Linked DNA regions of Mus musculus: region 1 is linked to region 2. The links are chromatin contacts, found by Hi-C in ENCODE. All regions are on one chromosome and are shown on one strand. The core of a region is the stretch at or near the end of the contact, and the rest is flanking DNA. Distances in the headings are between cores, read along the strand shown.

Region 1 (3,414 bases), core at 440-2,939, 890 kb after region 2:
CTGCTCGCCCTTACCAGGGTAAAATGGACTCTTGTTCCTCCACTAAAAACTGAGCCAGGAACGTGTGTAATACAGAAGAGAGATCCCAAGAGAAGCAGAATCAGCAATGGCATCTGACTTAATGTGTGGCTGAATAAGTCACACCTATTTATTATGTTTCTGTTTTTCTTTCTTGCCTTTCTCATGAATGAAGGTCTATGAGATAATGCCCATGGGCTTTGTCAGTAATGCTCTTTACAGTATAGCATGTCACTATGCCAGTATCAAGGACAGAGTATATTTGGAAAGTTTCTCACCCTCAAGTTGAATTAAACTCTTTTAATAGAATCCTAAGTCCTTACCTTGTCATAGGATTCTTGTCTTACTCTACTGTAATTATGATCCGTCCAAGTGGCAGGTACTAAAATCTGTACATTTCTGAAAAACACCCTCCTCTTGGTCGCATTGAACAGGTAAAAGGAAGCTTCGGTTATCATTTCCTATAACCAAACAGAAGGGAAGCCATCAGATATAAACAAACAGAGGGGAAGCCATCAGATGTAAACAGAGGGGAAGCTGTCAGACGGAAAATCCTTGTTTTCCTGATGCCACAGAAACAACGGTGAAAATCAGGTAAACAGGATTTGAATGAACCTGCAAAAACACAGGAACAAATGTTTTTGGAAAAGATATTGAATGGCTACCTGAAAGAGATTTTAGCACACTGATTACATGTTAGGGCTTGCGCTCATGATCTCCCCAAGTTTCGGAACACCGCTTTAAGTCACACCTCTTGAGCACGTTCAGGCCTGTGCCTTTTAAAAACATTATTTTCACTTTAGGCGATCCCATAGAATAGGATAGTAGGTGACGATTCTCCCTTGCCGTGCCACAATGGACATCAGCAATCTTAGAGAACGTGGGAGAGCGGAGAGAATTTTTCTCTGTGGCAGCCTGCATTGACATTCTCCCTTGAGAACTGCCAGCTTTGAAATGGGATGCCCCAGGATGGCTTTAAGATGCTCCCCCCGCCCCCGTCACTCAAACATCTGACTGGCTTTCTTTTCCACAGTCCACTTTTACTTCTCTAAGCTGCTCTCCAGAGAACGGTCACATAGGAAAACAACAACTGAACCCCAAAGGCAACGGATGCTAACTAATAGAAAGATGGACGAAGGCTCTGTGAGTGCAGGCTACCCATATATATCGATGTGATGTAGCCAGCATGCCCTTAACCATGTTGTTACCACTGTCCTTAGGAAATGCTCTCTGTACTGCTCCAGTTCAAACCTGGTGGGGTTAGCTTCGGAAAGATGGCAACAGGTCTGAATTAATCAGTCGATCAATTGACTATCGGCTATTGATGGCATAATTGCCACTCACCTTAATGTTTGTAATCAGCTTCAGATCCTCGGGTACCCGGGGATTGATGGCAACAAGCAATCCATCATAGCCATTCTCTTTCAGCTTCAATCCAGCTCCCAGGAACAGAAGTTCTGGACTTAGGGTGAACAGAAGGGTCACAAGTTTCAGCCCGATGACAGGTCCTGTGCTGTCCCTGTGGGTCATCTTGCAGTGAAACCTCTGGTTTATTCACGGGGAGCCTGCTGGGTACCTTGAGTCAGCTGATCAATGTGGAAGCAGCTGGCTTCTTTCGGAACTTAGAAGGTCTTACAATACATGATGAGGAGTTGCCTTCTTTGAAAACCCTGGGGTGGATCTATCTGGGACCTGTCTCTACAAGTTCCTCTCCAAGGCAATAGTACTCACCTGGTTTGTGGCTAAGCTTCCTCCTGCATCACAGCTGGTCAGGAAGCCATCCAGCCTTTCCTGGCTTTGTCTCTTCTCAAGGGAAAAGGGAAGTGAAGCAGGAAGGATTTTCAGAGGTAGAGGCCTGGCTGCAAGGCCATCAGAACAATGAAGTCAGTCAGTCCACCACGGGGCACACAGCACCGACAGTAATTTTCCTTCCTGAGTCTTGGGCAACCTCCTCCATCAGTACTGTTTCCCTCGCTTACTCAGGACACTGCACTGGTTGTGAGATTCCCTTGTTTGTCTTGAAGATTTGTAAATTATGCTGTATGCCTGTCCCTAGAGCCCCGGGTCAGGCAGTCTGGGCGAGCTCTGAGTTGATGGCTGGGTTTAGGAGATCAGATATCTCCCAAGGGAGGGACAAGTGTGAGGAACTTGGATGCTGTGTAGGCCATGGGATCTTTCCCCTGGCCGCCTTGACCTTTTTTTTTTTTTTTCCTGATGCCAAGGAGAAAAAATGAACTTCTTTCTAAGCAGGGATCCCCTGAGGATAAGGGCTTGATTCAGTCAACCTGTATCTCCTGCACCACTGCAGGCCTAAGAAGCAGGCTTCACGAATATTTTGTGACATCGGATAACTACACAACACTGTGGAATTTGCAGATGAACCCTTTTAAATGTAGTCATGATTTTTACTCCTGCTTTTCAATTCTGACAATTCCAGTGGAGGAAGGCATGGGAACTCTTATTGGCTGGTGGGCTGTGCTACTCCTAGCTCCTTCGTGACTGTGGTGGGTGAATAAGACAGGTCCCATATAGACTCGTGCATCAGAATACTTGGTCTCAAACGGTGGCACTGTTTAGGGAAGCTTAGGAGGTACAGCCTCGATGGAGAAAATACTTTCACTGGAGGAAGGCTCTGAGAGTTTAGAGCTTTGTGCCAATTCCAGTTCACTCTGCCTACCTCGAGGCTGTGGTTGAGGAATGGCTTCCTGTCCCAGCAGACAGGCCGGCTGCTTGCTGCCATGCCTTCATATTTTAATGGATTTTTGTACCTCTGGGACCAGAAGCCAAATGAACGCTTTCTTTCTGAAGTTGCCTTAGCCATAGTGTTTTATAATAACAACAGAAAAGTGACTGATACCGTGTCAAAGCTATGGCTCAGGAAAGCTAAAATAAACTTTTTAAAGTTATAGTCATAGCACAGTGCTAAAAAGAGCAACGGGCCTCAATTCCCACTATTTATCACTGTATTGTTACTTCTCTTAGCTATCATATTAGACTTAGGAACTGTCTTTCTCACGAGTGTGTCCAACCTGTGGCCTGTGGAACCACGTAGATGGCAACATCTTGTGTTAATGTCAAAAGGGTGGACCTGCTGACGTGCTTCACACACACTGACAGATATGGTAAAGCTTTTCTAAAACTAAGGGAAGGCTTTATTTATTGAATTAAATTTCACAGAGAACATGTCTGGAGACCTTTAGTCACTTGTCCATTCTGCCCAGCTGTGACCCCTTTATGAGGGCAGCTAGGGAGGAGGTGATGTCAGGCTAAGAAAAAACCTGTCACTGTTCTCAATGTGGAGGTCACACTAAGTCTATGTAGTTCTCTAATGGCCATCTTCAGGGTAGGTTCAATGTCATTCTTCCTTCCCTAAAAGCTTTGGGTTTCTGACTTTGC
Region 2 (3,202 bases), core at 574-3,073:
ACTGCTGCAAAGAACCGGGGTGAGGGAACGAAAGAAGGACTCTGGTTCCTTAAATAGGCCGATTTTAAACACATTTCCTCCGAAAGAGTCCCGGAACGTGTGTCCAGTGACCGCACAATAAACCAGAATAAGAACTGCACCAATTAAGCTGTAACAAAACCCTGAGACTCTGGAACCAGGACCGCTCTAAAACCCATTAGCATTGCATTTATCCGAATGCATCATACCTTTATGTAAATTGATTTCTCTGATGCATTTACTCGAGGAATTGCTTTTTGTTACAATTTCAGCCCTGACCCAAATGAATCTGCATTTCCTGCCCTAGGTCTTTAAACTGCCCCCCCCCAACGTTTTAATCGCTCCGAATTCCTTTTTTAAAAGGGAGGGGGAGGGAGGAGATTCCAAGCTGCTCCCCACCCCCATCTTTAGTGAGAGGTAAATATATATGTATATTTTTTTTGAAAAGGAAACATTACACTGAGAAAAGCATCCAGTAACCCCATTAGCTAAAGCTCTTAAGGACAAGCAATACCTTAATGCTGATTAAATCTAAAAGAGATGAATCAAGAGGACTGACCAGAAAGTGACTCCCCTGATAACTAAGGACGGGCCCTCATCAAGTTTCATTTAGAGTTGGAAAAAAAAAAAAAGAAAGCTTTTAAGTTAAATAGGCTTATACTCTAGTAATTACATAGCCAAGCAATTTAGGTCCTGGGATAGTCAGTGAAATAGAAAGCAGAGCTGGCAGCTAGAGGCAAAATCTGCCCCCCTTTAACAACGTCTCTGGTGTTTTTTAATGGAGACCAAGGGAGGGACAAACGTAGCGCTGGCCATTTGTAGTACAAAAATGGATGCTTAATTCATGTCTTGATTTTAATTAGGTGATTCACCGGATTTCTCCTGGATTGGAACAAAAGACTTATAAGCCAAGAGGAATTCTTTTTAAAAGAATCAGCAATGCCAGCTCCTGGTCACTTAGAGCTTTTCGTTCCCTGTTTCAAACAGTGTTGGGGGGGGGGTCTTGACTATCGCCCCCACCCACGCACACACCACTTCTCATCTGAGCAGCCCCTGCCTTTCCTTTAGGAACTGGAACTGCCCCCAGCCCTCTCCAGGGTCCCCACCAGCCCCGTCTCCAAGAAGAACCCTTTTGTAAGCAAGGAACCGCTACAAAGCTGGCGGCCCGGGGCTGCCCTCCTTGCTAGCTCGCAGGCCGGCCTCCGGTAGTTTCAGACTCACGCATTATCTAAGGCGACGTATTGTTTACTTGCAATTTGGGACGGTCAAGGGAAGGAAGCCAAAGAAAACAGCCCCGGCCCCGATCAGTTCCCCCCTCCCTCTCTCCCTCGTCCCCTCCGGGCCCGCGGCGTCCCCAGCCACCCCCTTACCTGCTTCTCCCCTATATTGCAACACTGCGAGAGGCGGCGGCGGCGGCGAAATGCGAGCGGAGCCGCTCGGCTTCCAGGGCAGGGGCGCTGGGGCTGGCGGAGCTGGAGGGAGGGAGGGAGTTCTCGCAGAAGCAGGAAAGGGGAGGAGGGGGCTAAGGGCTGCTTTTTTTTTTTTTTTTTTTTTTAATCGCGTGGCTCTGGGGCGGGTAGAGGGAGCCCCACGCTAAGTGGCAGGCGGCCCGGCGAAGAAGTGTCAAGTCTCAGCCCGAGGGTCCCGGTCCTCAGCCCCCGGCTGCGCGCGAGCAGCTGCAGGCTCCCTCGGCCGGGCCCGCGCGGCGCAGCAGCAGCCACTGCTGCAATCGCGGCTGCAAGTTTGGCAATGTGGCTTCACTTTGTACGCGCCCCCGCCCCCGCCGCGCCCGCGCTCCTCCTCCTCCGCCGCCGCCTTCCTCCCGCCCGCCCGCCCGCTCGGGGCCGCCGGCGGCTCGGCCGAGCTCCCCCCTCCCGCGACCTGCGGCCCGGGAGCGGCGGTGCAGGCTCGGTCCCGCGGCCGGTACGAGGACGCACGGAGTGGGGAGCTGCGGGCCGGCCGGGAGCGCTGGACCGATCGGCTGCCCCGCTGCTGCTGCCCGGCTCGGAGGAGGCGGCGGCGCGGGCCTCTAGCCGGCTCGCTCGCTCCTTCGGCGGCGCTTACACATGTGTTACTGACAGAGCAGAATCCCAACTACTCCCCGGCTCTGCCGCCGACGTCAGCGACCCTCAGCCACTGGGCGGCCGGATTGTTCAGGCGGAATAATAAAACCTGCCAATCCGGGGAAGGACAAAGGGTGACTGAAACGAGACTCGGGGGGCGGGGAGCGAGGCGGGCGGCTGAGCCGGCCGGGCCCGGGAAGGCGGGGGGGGCCCGGGGTCGGGGCACGAGAAGGGACCCGGGTGGCGCGGGGGACGCGGCCAGCGAGCGCGTGCCCAGGCTCAGGACCACACCTGCCTGCCCAGCGCGCGAGGACGCGTGGAGCCCGCCCCCGCAGGGCCTCGGGGATCGCCTTCCCTGGCTCAGAGAACAGACCCTCGGGAAACTTACTTTCCCAGAAATGGGTCTCTTCCTGTTAGGGTAGAGGATTCATTCTGCCGGAGGGAGGTGCAAAAGCGGGTGTTTTGTTTAATTCTTCGGGTTGCAGATTTCAAAACCTTAAGCAAAGTGGGAAGTAGTTCCTACCTAAGTACTGCCAGCTTAACCCCATCTTGCTCCCATTAACCCCAGTGTAAACTGGAAGGAGGAGGCATTTCATAGATGCTTGTCAGTTGCTGGTGAATGCAAATCACACCCTGGTTTTCAGAGATGAAGGAAACTTTATGGGCAAAGCTTTTTGCTCACCATTCTGCTTCAGTGTAGAGGGTGTGATGCTAGCTCCCTCGTAGCCCCCTAAAGCGATGCGAGCATTTGCCAGACCTGCTGCTAGCTCACGACCCTGAAAAAAGACTAGTCGTTTCTTGTACAAACCAAGATTTGAGGAATGCTAGCTAGCTTCAGAGCCTCTTTCCAGGGCCAGAGCTCAGCCTGGATCCTTGAACATCAAGTTATTCAACTTTACTCTGCCAAATAGGTTTAATAAATCTCCGATCTGAGGTTAATACTAGGGTTGATTATTAATAGTAAGTTCCAGAGAGATTTTTCTGTTGGAAATTATCATGGAAGTGCAAAGCTGTACTGCTAAGTATCATTAACTAAAACCAGTCTTGTGGGAGAAGCTTGGAAGAAAGGAAGTTGAAGAAAAATCAGGCAAAAAATCTACAGTCCTAGCAGCTGTGTGCAG

Evidence for each region. A loop is a pair of places that touch in the nucleus more often than their neighbours do.
Region 1: a loop to region 2 is called in a map of heart, with 9 times the contacts of the local background. The contact joins the promoter of Clca2 here to the promoter of Lmo4 in region 2. A Hi-C loop is called at or near these places in 1 of 37 maps with a recorded cell type or tissue (heart).

The regions. Positions count from the first base shown.
Region 1 is chr3:145,097,417-145,100,830 of GRCm38, forward strand. It overlaps Clca2 (chloride channel accessory 2), which reads right to left and starts at 1,690. Exons shown (of 14, transcript NM_178697.5): 1 at 1,363-1,690; 2 at 342-479. The coding sequence starts at 1,548.
Region 2 is chr3:144,203,432-144,206,633 of GRCm38, forward strand. It overlaps Lmo4 (LIM domain only 4), which reads right to left and starts at 1,824. Exons shown (of 5, transcript NM_010723.3): 1 at 1,389-1,824.